Regions from separate parts of the Homo sapiens genome. Here region 1 is linked to region 2. Evidence: chromatin loops called from intact Hi-C (ENCODE). Cell type or tissue: B cell. All regions are shown on one strand.

Region 1 (8,000 bases), 530 kb after region 2:
CGACTTCAATTGCACACTTCATTTATTTGGACAGGGCACAGGCGGCAGCTTCTGTCACGCGGCATCACCGCACTATTAGTGAATTTCGCCCCAGGGCAGCTGGGACGCTGCGCTGGGGCAGATGTTCTTTTCAGCCTATTCAGTGACCATTCTTGGGGGTTGTTTACTGTTGCCATGGTGACCTTCATTTCCATAGCAGCAGAGCTGCTGTTTCTCAGAGGAAAATGAATTTAGTTATAAAAGGATAATATTTTTCTCTGTCTCTATATAACCTGCCATCTGTCAACTGGTGGATCAGTAAGGATTCAGAAACCTATTAAGAATTATAGCAATGGAGTGATGAGTATTTTTTTTTTACCCATATTAAAAGCAATAATAGAAGTGGAAGCAAACATTGTGCCCTCAACATGACAACTTTACTTTTTTCTTTATATTTTAAGTGCTTTTTTTTAATGCCTTCACCACATCCACACCACTGTTACAAACACATAACCTCGTGAAACACAATTTACATTCTGCTGACAAATGGAAATGACCACATGTCTTGTTTGTATCTCACTAGATGCAGGTGTATTTAATGCTTTCTTGATGCTGTGAGCTTTCCCCAGTTCATTAAAGATTCATATGGCTGAACTTCCTATTGTCACTGACTCTCCTGCTCCTCACCCCACGGTAAAAGCTGTGGGGGTGCATAGATCAGCAATTTATCAGGAACATACAGTGCAAATTATAAAATTAACAAAATGAGAAGAAACCATGCTTGTGTGATGAAAAATTTACTAACATGATCCTTAAATCTCATTCTAGAATACCTTTTCTTCTTCTCAAATCCCACTGGGAAGAAAGTCGCCTTTGGGATAGCTCATCCAGTTGCTGGATATTTTTTTTTTCTCTGTTGCATTCATAAACTGTAACTTGCAGGGGGAAAAACACACACACACACCGGCCCCGTTGTAAATAATGTTATTTATTGGTTGATTTTTCCAGATCCTGACATTGATGCTGCCAGTGCCATGATGCTTTTGAATACTCCCCCTGAGATACAAGCAGGTTGTGAGTAGATATTTCTATAGCCTACAGCACCATAGTTTGTGAACTTAACCTTCTCATTTATACACCAGGTCATAGGAAGAACTAATGCTAAAGTAGAACTTCCCTTATAGAATCACTTTAAAAGCTACATAAGTGCATGATTACATGCATATGCATATAAACATGCAGCCATGCATATGTATGAATGAATGCATAGGTGTGTTTCCAAGATGAGAAAGTTCTTATATAATTTCAGGACTTAAGACTTGGGGAAAGGGAAACAGATCCTTTAATGAGTCCCAGTGAAGAGGCCTTCCTTGCTCCTGCAGGTATTGTTCCTGTGAGTTTGTAGTTTCTCCTAGAAGAGGCTACATGGGGTCAACTTAACCCTAATGGACCTGAGCAGTACCCATTTTTAGAAATTTCTTTCTCTTCTGGGACCTCATCGCCAGGCTGCCATTTTGGAGAAGAGTCTAGTGAAATAGGCCTGTTGGAGCCTGGAATATCTTTGAAATGAAACCACGCTACCAGCTTGGACCATTTCTATCCAGCCTCCCAGGCTGCCCCAGATAGCAGGGTAGGGCTGTTTAGCTAAGCAGGACTCCCATCCTCACCTTCTTTTTGTTGGCCTTCAACAATGTCAAGTTTGAGACAACATTTCCTTACTGAGACTTCTCTTCTCACCACCTGAGGTTTTTACCATCTCTGGAGATAGTCTACCATGGTTTTAGAAAGATCTCTTCCCAAGGGATGAAGAGTGACTTCAAACAAAGATATCTGTCCCTTCCTTCTCCCCACTCGAGGTCAGTACCAGTGCCCACATCCCATACCCAGCTAGAACCCTGTTGAACACACAGACAGCTGGTTTACCAAGGTCTGCTCAGCTTGTTGTTAGGACATTGCTGTGTTACAGCCTCTTACTGATGAAACACGGTAGTGAGGAAATAGTGACATGAAGCAGCAGACGCCACTACAACACCACCGCTTAGGGGCTGGCACTCACCTATCTCCTTCTTATGGCTAGGCCTTCAGCTCATTTTGGGTTCTGGCTCTCTGAGGGCCACATGGCTTGCTGAGCAGTGGGAAGTCCCTGCCTTTGGAGTGGATGCTACTTCACACAGGAAAACATCCATCCTCAGACCCAAAACAGGTGCCTTTTGTTAGTATTGGACTACGTGGAGTTCCAGGCCATCCGTCATAGCCCCTCTGCTTGTCCCAGCCTTCCTGACAACTTTAGGATATTTGACTCCAACCTTTCTTATTTGTTCCTATTTTAAAAGACCCAAGAAATTCAGCTGAGCATTCTCAGGGAGACTTGTTCCTCTGCCTGGAGCTGCCATTACCTGTTCCGAACAGTCTAGAGTTCTGATTCTCTCTTTCCAAACTCAGACCTCCAGCCATTGCAATGTTGGGCTGCCTACACCTCTGACATGCAAACACCACTGCTAAGCAGATGTGTCACTGGCCTAGCTCTATAACTAGCAGTTAACCTGGAGTGTGGTTTTTAAATGATGTTTCATATTTCAGAGAAATGTATATGTTTTTAAATTTTTTTTTTTAAATAAACTTCCATTCTTAGATGGCATTGCAGGAAAAGTACAGACCAGATTGTAATCAAGTTCCAGGCTGAAAAGATTTCTAAAATTAAGTTGCATAACTCAACCCAGTGGAAACATACTGATTTCATCAGAGCCATGTAAGATTCGAGCACCTTCCTTTGCACCCAGCCACTACACAGTGATCATTAGTTTCACAAAAATACTTCCAGCTGGTTGCTGAAGTTCAGAGGGAAAATGGGACCATGACCTTCTGCTAGAAGAGGCTATATGGGGCCAGCTTAAACGTAATGGACCGGAGCAGTACCCATTTTTAGAAATTTCTGTCTCTTCTGGGACCTCATCACCAAGCTGCCATTTTGGAGAAGAGTCTGGTGAAGCAGGCCTGCTGGAGCCTGGAATATCTTTGAAATGAAACCAAGCCAGGCAAGGGGACTGATTGATCCTTCACAGATCCTCAGCAGCTTCCATAAACGTCCATGATTACTGGATTCTTGAGCATAGGTAGGAAAGGAAAAAGGCTTCTCCTGATGAGTTGACAAGTGAGTTGTTTTCAGTGTTCGCCTCCCCTCTCCAACTCTGTAATACTCAGACTGTAAATACTTCTTTTTCCAGGGTAGCCACGGTCCTATTTACATTGAAATGCTGAATTTGAGTTTTACAAGCTCAGTGTTCATGTTTTGAAGCTGTAGGCTCATTTTTAGAAGGCTTTTTTTTAGAAGGCTATTACCGCTGTGTGAGAAATCCAGCCACAGCCTTCATGAAAGCCCCAGGCCAAGAACGGGGCTCCAAGACAGTGGAAGGAAAGAACCCGGGGTGCCTACAAAGGTCACAGAAGGAGACGCTCATGGACAGGAATAACAGAGAAGTAAATGTGAAGACTGGGCAGAAAGTAGGGAGTCTACCTTTGCATTCACCGTCCCATCTGACCGCCAGCCCTGGTTCAATGCCCTGGAGGTCAAGGGCAAGTACAGTCAAGGAGCAGGTTGTAAGGACCCCAAGGATTGGAGCAGTTCCTTAGCAAGGGAGTGAAGATGCATGGAGCGTCTTCTCTGTGCACTTGGGAAGCCAGCTGGCCCATCCTCCCCATAAACCCAACCAGAGGAATGTATCTGCAGCTTGTGGTTAGCTCTTTCTGGCTTCACTCTTTCTCCGTGCCCCCTACCCCCGCCACCTTTCTTTTCATTTTATATTGCATAACGTTATTTGCCTTGGGATTTGAGGCAGTCCTTTGCCTTCTTAAGGGAGAAGCATTACAGGCAGAATGATTAGGCAGTCATCCCCTGCCCTGCCGGCATCGCCCAAGGCCTGGAAAAAGTGAGAGGCTATTCCTGTGCAAAAATGGTTAAAGGCAACAGCCAGCCAGCCACAGTGATGGTGTGTGGGCAGCCTATGTAGGGGTGTTTGTGTGCCTGTGTCCCAGTGTGGATATATCCCAGGTCTTCTCTAGGTTGAGGGGTCCTGCCACTGCCCATGAGTGGAGAGTGTGGCTTCGGAGAGCAACACATTTCCTGTCTGCGCAGAGCCTGCCTGTATTCCCCCGTGGGCTGGTGCTATGGCTGGGCTCTGTTGATAGAGCTTCCTCGTGCGGTGCTATTTATAGCCCCTTGTTTTCACCTCTTGGGCTGCTAGATGCCCCTGCTTGCATGGGGGCCACCAACCTAGTCTCTGCTGCTGTTCTGCTCCCAGCAGATAGAGGCTGGCCTGGATAGCTGGAAGGCTTTTCCTTTGTCCTCACCCTTCATAGCCACTCCAGGTCACCAGATGGCAGCCACTTAGATCTTTTCTCTTCCTCCTACCCTTGCTCAGCATCTGTAAAGGTAGCTCAAGGCCGGCAGACTGGCCACAGTCCAGGGTCTGAAGCTGACTAGGTTGCACAAAGGAAATGGCTCAGACTCTGGTGAGAGCCCCAGGCAGAGCAAGCCTCTTTATCATTGGAGGGTCCGTGTTGCCCCAAGGGAGCCCAGCACACCATGTCTTGCTTGGGCTGGAGTCCCTAGGGGTCCCTCCACCTCTCATTTCAGTCTAATGCTTCACTTGCAGTGCAGCGGCAGTGTGCACCTAATAAAAACCTCAGGCTACAACATTTTGTCCTCCTGGCAGCATCCGCTGTGCATGTGACATTAGCCCTTTTAGACTTTGCCCGTTTGCAGCATAGGAAACATTCTGCAAGGAGAGCCACCATGTCTCACGCGCTCTATAGGATGCTGCCTTCAGAACAGTCAGCATGGGACATGGCTGGCTCATTACCCCCTGGACTTTGGATTATGCTCCAGTCAAATCCATCTGCCTACCCCACCCTCTCCACCCTCAAAATGGCTATGTAGATTCATTCCAGCTTCTAGTATCTCCTTCAGTACCTGCTTTGCAGTTCCCGTTTGACAAGCCCCGTGAGTCAGCTTTAACCCCAATGGAGGACTTGTTAGTCAGGAGAAGCCAGATCTCCATTACTCATCTTCAAAGGCTTATATAATCCCTGGTTGGAAGGTTCCCAGAGACAAACTAGATAATAAACAAAACAACAAAATGGAACGAGGGAAGGGGAGGGATTGGGGGAAGGCGTTCCTCCCCCTGCCTGGAACTGGGATGTATGTCAGACACACCAGGCACAGCAGAGGGAAGACAACTAGGAAATAGGCTGTGTCTCCCCGTGCCAGCCCCCTCCCCAGTGTGCTTCCAAGTAAGCAGGTGGAAAGGCTGACTTTAGGAAAGGGAAGGATTAGCGGAATCACCTGCTGCTCAGCTTATGGCCTCTGAGAGAGTTAGCCAGGGCTGCCCTCCAAAGGCAGCGGCAAGAGCTCAGAGGTTAATTTTAGAAGTTGTGAAAAACCAAGGAAGCTAAGCCTCAGGAGGGGAGCTGGGGAAGTGCTGAGGGACAATGTAGCGTGGAGGAGTTTGTCTTGGACCTTAGACTTTTTTCTTTTTAAGATTCTCAGGATTGCGTTATCCCATTTAGAACATAGCATCTACAATGAGCAGTGCTGCTCTGTTTGGCTCTCTTCTTATGTGTGAAGGTTGCCCTCTTGCTAGTTAAAACCAGAAAGCTTAAGAGTCCCTCTCTAACTGCAGAGAACGTGGCTGATGGCAAGTGTGGGGAAGTGTGGCGCCAATGTCCCTCATCCTGAGAGCCTCAGGGGTGGGTATTCTCTCATCTAAAAGATAAATACGTAACTGGCCTAACCTGCAAGGATGATGCTAGAGGCCTGGGCCTTGTCTGGAGAGAGCCACAAATCCGAGGAAGAAGTTGACTTTCAACGTCCAGCCCTTTTGATGTCTTACATAGCTGGAGGCCAGTGCACTTCAGTACATCAGGTGCGTCAGATTGGCTGTAAAGGTTTTGGTCTTTCGGTGTCTTAATATGCTCTGAGGGAAACAGAGTAAAAGGAAGGGAAAGAGTAGATTTGCTGGTAGAGAAAAGGCTGAAGAATGGACTCATGTTCCCACCGAGCTTCCTAATGTAGAGTAGTGAACTGTGGGCCTCAGAATGCCTTTCTCTAACAGAGCCATTTTAGACTGGCTGTGACTTGTTCTTCAGAAGCCACGTTCCTGACACTTGGGGATGGGGACAGAAAGGAGAAAGACAGGGGTATAGTTAAGTGTCACAGCTGGCTTCTGGCAGCTGGTGAGCAAACACGAGCACATCCGCCATCTCTCCATGGAGAAGACTGCCAATGATGAGGACGGAGAAGTGCCAGGGTTGGCAGAGGCAGCATTTAGTTGCAGCTCATTTGAGAACAAGCTGCAGGATTCAGAGGAAGAGCTGAGTCTACATGCCAGGAGTCTTGTGAGGTTCAGGAAATAGCTCAGGGAAAGCCTATTAATGCTGCAAGAGAGCTTTGTCCATGAGATTCTCTTTGAAGTGAATGCTGTTCATTAATCAGGAAGATGTTTTAATAGGTAAATGCAGTTAGGAATAACTACAAAAAGCATAATGGGCTGAAAGTATTTCCCCATGTCCGGACCCCTTTCAGCCCTATCCTTGTAGATCATTAGTAAGAGGATGCTGGAGAGGTGATATAGGATGGCAGAAGGATGACGGTGACGATGACGATGATGAGCTTACATAACGAGCCAGCCACTGAGCTAAGCCGTTGACCTAGCTTATCTTATTTCATCCCCAGAGCAATCCTGCAAGGTATGTTTAAGCCTCCTTCACCAGTGAGGAAATGGAGACCCAGGAAGGTGAAGGCACTAGGCCAAGGCCACAGAGCCAGTAACGGGGCAAGGCCAAACTGAGGCTGTGTGGCTCAGAGCTCACACTCTTAACCACTGCAGTATACCTCATCCCTGAGGGTTCCGTGAGACAAGGAACATCCAAAGAACGTGGTCTCCAGTAGGAACTTGGTGACGACTGGCTTCCTTTCCTAGTTTTCCTCTCTGCTGGCCATGCGCCTGATGCTTACATGTTCTGAGTATTTGGGCAGAGGACTCTGTCATGCCACACTCTCCCCAGGGGTGCTTTTCTTCCTTGATTGGCAGATGGCTTGACAACCATGCTAGGGTTAAGAAGAACTTGCGCTCCCTAACTTGGATTTGCTCTGCTCCTGTTCCAGGGCTTCCCTCATCTTTGTCCAACTTTACGTGTTTTGGGTGTTTTTGCTGCAAGGGTGGCTCTGATATGACATGCTATGCACAAGGGGAGCAGAAGCACCATAACAGCATCTGTTGCTCTTCCAGCAACTCTGTCACCAGGAAGATGGCTACATTCTTCCAGCATGGTCTGGTTTCTGTCCCATTCTGTTCCTTATGGGTTTTCAGCTCCTCTGAAGTAGAGAAAGCACAGGCCGCCTCAGGATTCCTCTGTGGATGTTGATCATGTTGATGATGACGATATTGATGACCAACATGTATTTTCCAAATACTCGTGCCTTCCGTAACTCAGCTAAGTCTCCAGAGACCCTGGGTAAATATCATTTTTGTCCCCCATCTTACTTAAGGAGTTTAAGTAGCTTGCTCAGGGGACACGATCAATAATTGACAGAGATGAGATGTAGACCTAGGTTGGTTTGCAGAGCCTGGCTGTCAGCTGCTGCAGCGCAGGGCACTTCTCTGCTCAAAACCCTTTAATGGTTTTCCCACTACCCATAGGATAAAGTCCAAACACATCTCATTTCTGCTAGGATTGTGTGCTGTCCAAAAGCAGCCTTTTAGTTCTTGAGCACATTCTGCATCATTAAAAAATCACTTCCAGGTCTTTGTATGTGCCATTTTTCTGCCTTTGAACTCCAGTTTAGTTGACACTTCCTACAGGAAGGAAGCCTTCCCAAATACCCCTTAGTTTGGGTTAGGTGTCTCCATCCTTTCTGCCTCTAGGCCCCCTGTCCTAGCATGTACCATAGTATATTTTCATTGCCTCCTTAATTCATTCTCTCTCTCTCGCTCTATCTCCCCCTCCCTCTTGCTTGTAGTTAC
Region 2 (8,000 bases):
GGAGGCAAGTAGAAAGAATGAACCTAAATTATCCTATTGATGACTAAATGTTACATTTAGCTCCCGGGAGTCCATGCCCGGAACAGAATTTCAAGGAATCACATTGAGCCTGCTGGCCAACCGGGACCTGCTGCAAACTTGAGTAAACACAAGGTTTCCTAATAAACTGCCTTTCTTAGAAATCTAAAGTACTAAAAACCCTAAGTTCAGGAAAACTTGAATTTCTCAGAGAGGCAGAAAAAGGGATCAAGTTGCAGAACAATAGCGCTAGAAAGAAAAACCAAATGCACCTGAGGGCAGATAGTTAAAGGAGTTGGAGAAATTACATTTCAGAAAAATATGTTTCGGTGGCCAATTTTGTCTCTAGCTTGGAAATGTACTTGGTCCCATGAATAGGTTGACTCTTGCACAAACCCTGTTTACCTGGCTTGGTTCAAAGTTGTGACTTTTACTTCCCATGTGACTGATGAATTTGACAAGTTTGCCCCTGGCCCTGTGCTGAGCACTATGAAGGGGCAAAGAATTATAAGACCTGGTTTGGGGCTTGGGGGTGGGGAATGGGGGTTCAAAGAGAATATGTACAGCAGCAGCAAAGGTAGCAGTGTGCTGGTGGGTTTAGAGAGAGATTTTTGGTTTTGTTTTTGTTTTTTTTGAGACGGAGTCTTGCTCTGTCACCCAGACTGGAGTGCAATGGTGCAATCTTGAGCTCGGCTCACTGCGACCTCCGCCTCCCAGGTTTAAGCGATTCTCCTGCCTCCCCCTCCCAGGTTTAAGCGATTCTCCTGCCTCTGCCTCCTGGGTTTAAGCGATTCTCCTGCCTCAGCCTCTCAAGTAGCTGGGATTACAGGCACCCACCACTACTCCTGGCTAATTTTTGTGTTTTTAATAGAGGTGGGGTTTCACCATGTTGGCCAGGCTGGTCTCAAATTCCTGACCCCAAGTGATCCACCTGCCTTGGCCTCCCAAAGTGCTGGGATTACAGGCGTGAGCCACTGTGCCCAGTCTAGAGAGAGGTTTTAATAAACTTAGAGTTTAGTGATCTGTGTGGCCTGGGACAGAAAGTCATCTTCTCATTTGCTTGGTTACTCAGAGTAGCCTATCAGGAGGATTTGGGGCAGGGCCAGTGGTGCAGAATCATTCTTGAGCTACAAATATCAAGAAAACAGGATCTAGAAAGATGAATGAAATCTATTCGTGACTACCTTGGCAGCATCCAAAGTCACAGAGGGGCAAGATACTACTGTGCTAGGAGGATGAATGATGACTTTAATTTGTAACCAACATAAATAAAAATAAGTTTCTGACTAGATGTCTATCATCACATCACCTGAGCATGACTGGATGGATTTTCACTGTATTGGAGGGAACATTTGAATTTATAAAATGGCCTTAAAATATGGGCTTGTGGGGGGTGATGGTGGGCTGACTACCAATGAAGAGATGTGCCATATGCATTATGGTAGGTCAGGGTCTCGCAGACACAGTCTCGCAGATGGGGACTAGTATGCCAGAGTTTATAAATGAAGTGCTCCAGGGGAAATGAGGGGGTGGGAGGAGGAACAGGCTGGATGGGGAAGGGAAAGGAGCCCAGCAAGACAGCCACTTCAGGCCAAGTCCCAGCCTCAGCATGGCTCTACAAAAAGCAGTGGAGTGTAAGTTACACCTCTGATTGTATCCCAACTCCAGGCACCCCAGAGCTGGGCTTTCATATTCTGCACCAGTCAGCCATTGGCCAATGGCCCCCTAGGGAGGACCCAAATTTCCAGGTACATCTGTCACCAGTCTTTAGAAGAGAGTCATTAGAAGCAGGCATAGAAGCCAAGGGAAGGGGCCAGTCTTGGTGGCTCACGCCTGTAATGCCAGCACTTTGGGAGGCTGAGGTAGGTGGATCACCTGAGGCCAGGAGTTTGAGACCAGCCTGGCCAACGTGGTGAAACCCCGACTCTACTAAAAATACAAAATTAGCTGGGTGTGGTGGCGCATGCCTGTAATCTCAGCTACTCAGGAGGCTGAGGCAGGAGAATTGCTTGAACCTGAAAGGCGGAGGTTACAGTGAGCCGAGATCGCACCACTGCACTCTAGCCTGGGCAACAGAGCAAGGCTCTGTCTCAAAAAAAAAAAAAAAAAAAAGAGAGAAGCCAAGGGAAGGACACTCAGAAATGGACAAAGGATTTTCAGGAGAGGGCACAGAGCCCCTCAATACAGTGTTCCCCATGCGTATTAAGACCTGTGGGCAGAACAAGGAATAAATGTTTCAGATATGAGTCCAAAATCCAAGGACACGCCCTTCAACTTGCAGACACTGGTTTCCAGTTGAGCTGCTTCTCACATGGGCAACTCTAGCCAGCTGGTAACAGCAGAGATTTGTGTACTTGGTAATGTTTTTAAAAAACAGCTGGGGATTGTCTGGGCAACGCTGGAGGCCAGCTTCTGTGCAATCGCACGGGCCTGCTGAGCTTGTCCCTCTCCTCCTGCTGTCCCCAGAGGGGCAAACAAGCTTCTTTCTTATTCAACCTATGTCTTCCTGAACTCTGTTTCTCTCTGACGTGGCTGGAGAGACTAAGACAGTTCTCATTAAGAAGACTACATAAGCAAGGCCTAAATTATGTGCTACAAATCCTGCAAGAGTGTCATGAAAATGGAGGTTGCTCAGGACTGGAGGAGCCGCGGAAGGCTTTTTATGGGAGATGGGACTTCATTTTGGCCTTGAAAAGCAGCAGAGCTTAGTAGGTAGAAAAGAGAAAGAAGGGCATCCCGGCAGGGGGGTACACATTGAGCAAACGGCACAGAGGTGAGACCTGACGTGCACTTTTATGGCACAAAGTGAAGACTGTCTTAGCTTAAGGGAAGAATCCCAGCCCAGAAGGCTGACAGTCGGTCACCCTGGGTCTGAAATTTGGGTCATGGTCTTAAGCCATCTACCCCTCTGCTGCTTGGTTCAGCTTCTTTCTGATTCTCTGCCTAATTCCCCCCTCAGACTGGCTTTCCATCAAGCTGTGTCGGGCTCCAGACCATCCTCCTAATTAATACATGCCAGGTCCCATGAGTTGACAAGCTTTCAATACAAAGAAATAAATGATATAAGCCAGGATGAAAAGCAGAACAAAATAAAGATAGCAGGGGGTGTTTGGAGTGAACAACATCATGAAACGGGCCAATTTCAGAGACTTTTTGGAAAAGCGGAAACCTGATGTGTTAATTAGGAGTCTATTTCCATAATAAGACTGCTCAGAGGAAGGTAATAGAAGAAACAAAGGGGCAGTGGCAGGGACTGGTCAGGCAGGATGGAAGTTACAGCTTAAGGAGAGGGGAGAGGGCTTATTATTGTCTGTTGTCTTCTGTATCTCTGGGGTCTGCTGGCTCCATAAGACAGGGGGCTGCCCCTTCTTTGTTTTGTAAAGCACCGTGAATAAAGAGCTTCGGGTATAAATAACAATGTGGTTTCTGGCCCCAAGACCCGATTCAACAGGAAGTACTGCAGCCTTACCAGCTCCAGCTGGTGGTAGATTTTGACTTTTCAGGGCATACTCTATTCAGAGGAACTGTCTGCTGCTGAGATGAGCCAATATAGTGGTTCAAAACAAGAGGAAGTGTGGCAAGGAAGTGAGGTGCCAATGCACCCGCAGTGAGGGAAGGGCACTTGTGAAGCCGGAAGCCTTCATCTGGCCTCAAGCAGCTAGGTTTGGGGGATTCGAGCAAGGGTGCTGGAATCAGGTAGATGTGGGATCTAACCCCCAGCTCTGCCGCCTGCTGGCTCTGTGGTTAGGCCTTCCAACTGGTATGCTGAGCTGAGAAAAGACAGTGTATCTTCTCCACTACTGCCAGATTGATTTTTCAAAAGCACAGCTTTGAGCATCTCTTCCTGCTGTTTGGAGATGGCAGTGGCTCCCAACTGCCTAGCAGAAGCCAGTCCACTGTGGGGTTGGCCAAGTTCTGCACTTCAGGGACTTTGACTGAGAGGGTGAACCCTCCTAAACCTCGTGTTCTTCTTCATGAAGCAAGGATGATAATAGGCACTGTATTGTTGGGCCACTGTGAAAGTTAAAGGAGATAATTCACGTAAAGCATGTGGCACATCATAAGTGCCCCACTAACAAGAATCTTCACGACTGGTTAAGAAACTGCTTGAGTGCAAAGCCCCATTCTTCCTTTACCAGATGTGACCTTGGGTACATTTCTTAATTTCCCCATTGTATTAGTCCGTTCTCACATTGCTGCAAAGACACTACCCCAGAATGGGTAATTTATAAAGGAAAGAGGCTTAATTGACTCAAGTTCAGTGTGGCTGGGGAGGCCTCAGGAAACTCACAACCATGGAGGAAGGGGAAGCAAACACGGCAGGAAGGAGAATGAAAGCCAAGCAAAAGGGGTTTCCCCTTATAAAACCATCAGATCTCGTGAGACTTATTCACTACCACGAGAACAGTTGGGGGAAACCACCCCCATGATTCAATTATCTCCCACCAGGTCCCTCCCACCACAAATGGGAATTACGGGAGCTACAATTCAAGATGAGATTTGGATATGGACACAGCGAGACCTTATCACCCATCCTCAAACGCTCACCTGTAAAACAAGGTTGTTGAGAGGATTCGATGAACTGATGTATCTAAAGCATCTTGACCAGTACTTAGTGCTCAATAATTTTAGTTTTATGACATCATCATCATCATTATCACTGCTTCCTCCATCACCATCATGATGATCATTTAGATCTGGGAGAAAAAAAAGAAATAAATTGGGAATATACTTATTGAAATGAGTCCCTGAAGTTGCTCTGGGGGTCTAGGAGTGGAGAAGGGGGCTGAACGCCTCCATCCCTCCTCTCCACAGATACTTCTGGTAGGGCCTGGGGTAGTTGGGACCAGTGAGGGCTTCAGGGACTGGGTGTGCCTGTTGCATCTGGCTGTTTTCTCCTGGCTTCTGGATCTAATGCTGGGCACCTGTTCAACCCAGGCCAACTGGAAGGTGGGGGTCAATCTTGCTGAATGAGACTATGGTGGTTGTGGTTGTTAGATAGAGGACACGTGCTTCCTCTTTCTGCTGTCATGAGAGTCCCTCAGGGAAAGTTCATGACGAGGTGAAATGTTACTCTGGTCTCCTGTTTTTCTTTTTCTTTTTTTTTTTTTTTTGGAGATGGAGTTTTGCTTTTGTCGCCCAGGCTGGAGTGCAATGGCGCAATCTCGGCTCATAGCAACCTCCGCCTCCCGGGTTCAAGCCATTCTCCTGCCTCAGCCTCCGGAGTAGTTGGGATTACAGGCATGTGCCACCACGCCCGGCTAATTTTGTATTTTTAGTAGAGACGGGGTTTCTCCACGTTGGTCAGGCTGGTCTCGAACTCTGGACCTCAGATGATCCGCCCACCTCGGCCTCCCAAAGTGCTGGGATTACAGCATGAGCCACCGCGCCTCGCCTGTCTCCTGTTTTTCTATCTGAAGGTAATGACCACTTCACCCATTTTGTGTGATGTTGGCAAGGCTGCCAACAGTGTGACCCCACCCCATTGCTGCGATATAATGCAACCCAAGCAAAGTGAATCAAAATCATTATAGGGAGTTTGCTTGAGAGCTAAGGGTAGGGGTAGGGGTGGAGGGAAGTGTCCTTCTCCCTTGCCCTAGGATGCAGAGATCTAAAGAACACAGGAGGCTGAAGATGCCAGACAGGGGTCCTTGCAGCCGTGTTGGAGAGATTGGAGAGATTCTGCTTGAGAGTGAAGTCAATCAAAGTCAAAAGACAGAGCCCTCTTATCATTGTTTGAGCCACTTGATACAGCTATGCCTGAAGGTGGTCACCCCCAGACTTCCCAGGTACATGAACCAATTAACTCCATAAAGCTGATTGAGTTGGATTTTTGTCACTTGTACTAATGAGTACAGTGCCTTTATTTGCAACTGTGAGAAATTTGCTTCATATGCTTTAAACTCATTTGTGTTAGGAATAATTAGGTTTTTTAAATTTGTGGAGGGGCTATCTAGGAGTGGGGAATAGAAAACTGAGATGCAACAGAAGGCAGAGAAGAAGCTGATGCTTTGCACTGAAGCCTTGGAAAAGATCAAGGAAGCTGAGAGCTGGTAGCCAAGGGCCATGGAACAGCCAGCTGTGTTGATGGAAGGGAAGAAACAGGGTCACCTGTGGGAGGAGCAGGCAGCACAGGCAAAGACATTAGGCTATAGTGTTTATGGATAAGGACCTATATAACCTTCTATGTGGTGGCACAAATTTGGCAAATCACTACTCAGCTATATTAAGCCAATTCGATAAAAATTACTCAAAGCATCTCAATCAAAAAGGCAATGTCAACTTGGAGTCACACAGCCCTGGGCTTAGGGCCAGCTTTGGGACAATCTAGTTGAGTGACATTAAGAGAATTATTTGACATCTCTGATCCTCAGTTCCATTTCTGCACCATAGGGATAATAATGCCTTCCTCACATAATAGGTGATGATGGTACTGTTTTATTCAAGCTCTTCCACACCTCTGGGACCACAATAGAAAAATGAGAAGCAAGACAACCAACAACTCCATTCCAAAAAGTACAAAGCACATGCAATATGTGCACGAAGAATCAGACATAGAAGGAAAAACAGGGCCAGGCACAGGGGCTCGCACCTGTAATCCCAACACTTTGGGAGGCTGAGGGGGGTGGTTCACTTGAGTCCAGGAGTTCAAAACCAGCCTGGGCAACATAGGGAGACCCCATCTCTACAAAAAAAATTCAAAAATTTAGCTGGACATGGTGGTGCACGCCAGGAGTCCCAGCTACTATGGTAGCTGAGGCGGGAGGATTGCTTGAGCCTGGGAGGTGGAGGCTGCAGTGAGCTGTTATTGCAACTACTGCATTCCAACCTGGGTGACAGAGCAAGACACTGTCCCCTCCCCCCGAAAAAGAAGAAAAAACATTTTAGCATGTGTGTTATCTATGATTTAGAAGCACATTTTTAAAACCATAGGGAAGGCAAATCCTGAAAACTGTTCAGGTAGTAAAAGCTGGAAAATGGAAAAATATCCAGTACTATATATTACTAGTTTTCAATCTATATATATTGTTGGTAATATTTTTATTTAGTTTGCTATCTTTGTGCTTTTATTTTAGTAACAAATGTCTTTAAGTTATTTATGAGTCCTTTTTCCATAGGCATTATGGTTTTTTATCATCTATTAGCTGCTTCAGGGCTCTAGCTAGCAAGTTTTTGTTGCTGTTGTTGTTGTTTTGAGACAGACTCACTCTGTCACCCAGGCTGGAGGGCAGTGGTGTGATCTTGGCTCACTGCAACCTCCGCCTCCTGGGTTCAAGCAATTCTCCTGCCTCAGCCTCCTGAGTAGCTAGGATTACAGGCGTGTGCCACCATGCCTGGCTACTTTTTGGAATTTTTTTTAGTAGAAACAAGGTTTCACCATTTTGGCCAGGCTGGCCTCAAACTCCTGGCCTCAAGTGATCCACCTGTCTTGGCCTCCCAAAGTGCTGGGATTACAGGCGTGAGCCACTGAGCCCAACCTCTAACTAGCAAGTTTGACACAGAGTTGAGGATAGTGGTCCTCTCATTTCCTTTTCAGGACAAACAGCAGGTCTGATGGGGGCTGTGAAGAAGCCACGCAGTTTTGGTGACTAGACTGTCAAGGAAACAGGGTTCTCTAGGTTGGCACTAACAGTGACAGTTGTCTTCTCCTGCATTAGCCAGGGTTTTCCAGAGAAACAGAACCAATGAGATGTATATAGGCCAAGCATGGAGGCTTGCGCCTATAATCCCAGCACTTTATGAGGCTGAGGCAGGCAAGAGGATCACTTGAGTCCTGGAGTTCGAGGTCATCATGGGCAAATAGCAAAACCTACTTTAAAAAAAAAAAGTAAAAAGTGTATAGATGTGAGAGAGATTGATTGATTTTAAGGAGTTAGCCCTTAAAATGACTATGGAGACTGGCAAGTCCAAACTCTGTAGAGTAGGCCAGCAAAGTTGGAGACCCAGGGAGGCACTGCAGTTAGAGTCCAAAGGCCGAGTCT

What was found. A loop is a pair of places that touch in the nucleus more often than their neighbours do. Peaks named below come from ENCODE experiments on the same cell type or tissue, not always from the same donor. Only the 100,000 strongest peaks of a DNase experiment are listed, where the experiment ranks them.
Region 1: it touches region 2 in a loop (7-fold over the local background); 3 of 110 quality-filtered maps call a loop at or near these places.

The regions. Positions count from the first base shown.
Region 1 is chr14:89,183,437-89,191,436 of GRCh38, reverse strand. All of the region lies in intron 4 of FOXN3 (forkhead box N3), which reads left to right. Among named protein-coding and RNA genes, the nearest start is that of FOXN3-AS3, 160 kb to the left of the region's middle. RefSeq lists a silencer at 2,899-3,083. In B cell, no CTCF peak of the experiment used is centred here; DNase peaks (open chromatin) are centred at 4,166 and 4,496; H3K4me3 peaks cover 1,150 bases; H3K27ac peaks cover 3,828 bases.
Region 2 is chr14:89,716,567-89,724,566 of GRCh38, reverse strand. No RefSeq gene overlaps it. Among named protein-coding and RNA genes, the nearest start is that of FOXN3-AS2, 140 kb to the right of the region's middle. In B cell, no CTCF peak of the experiment used is centred here; DNase peaks (open chromatin) are centred at 2,516, 3,546, 4,436, 5,006 and 1 weaker place; H3K4me3 peaks cover 2,776 bases; H3K27ac peaks cover 3,543 bases.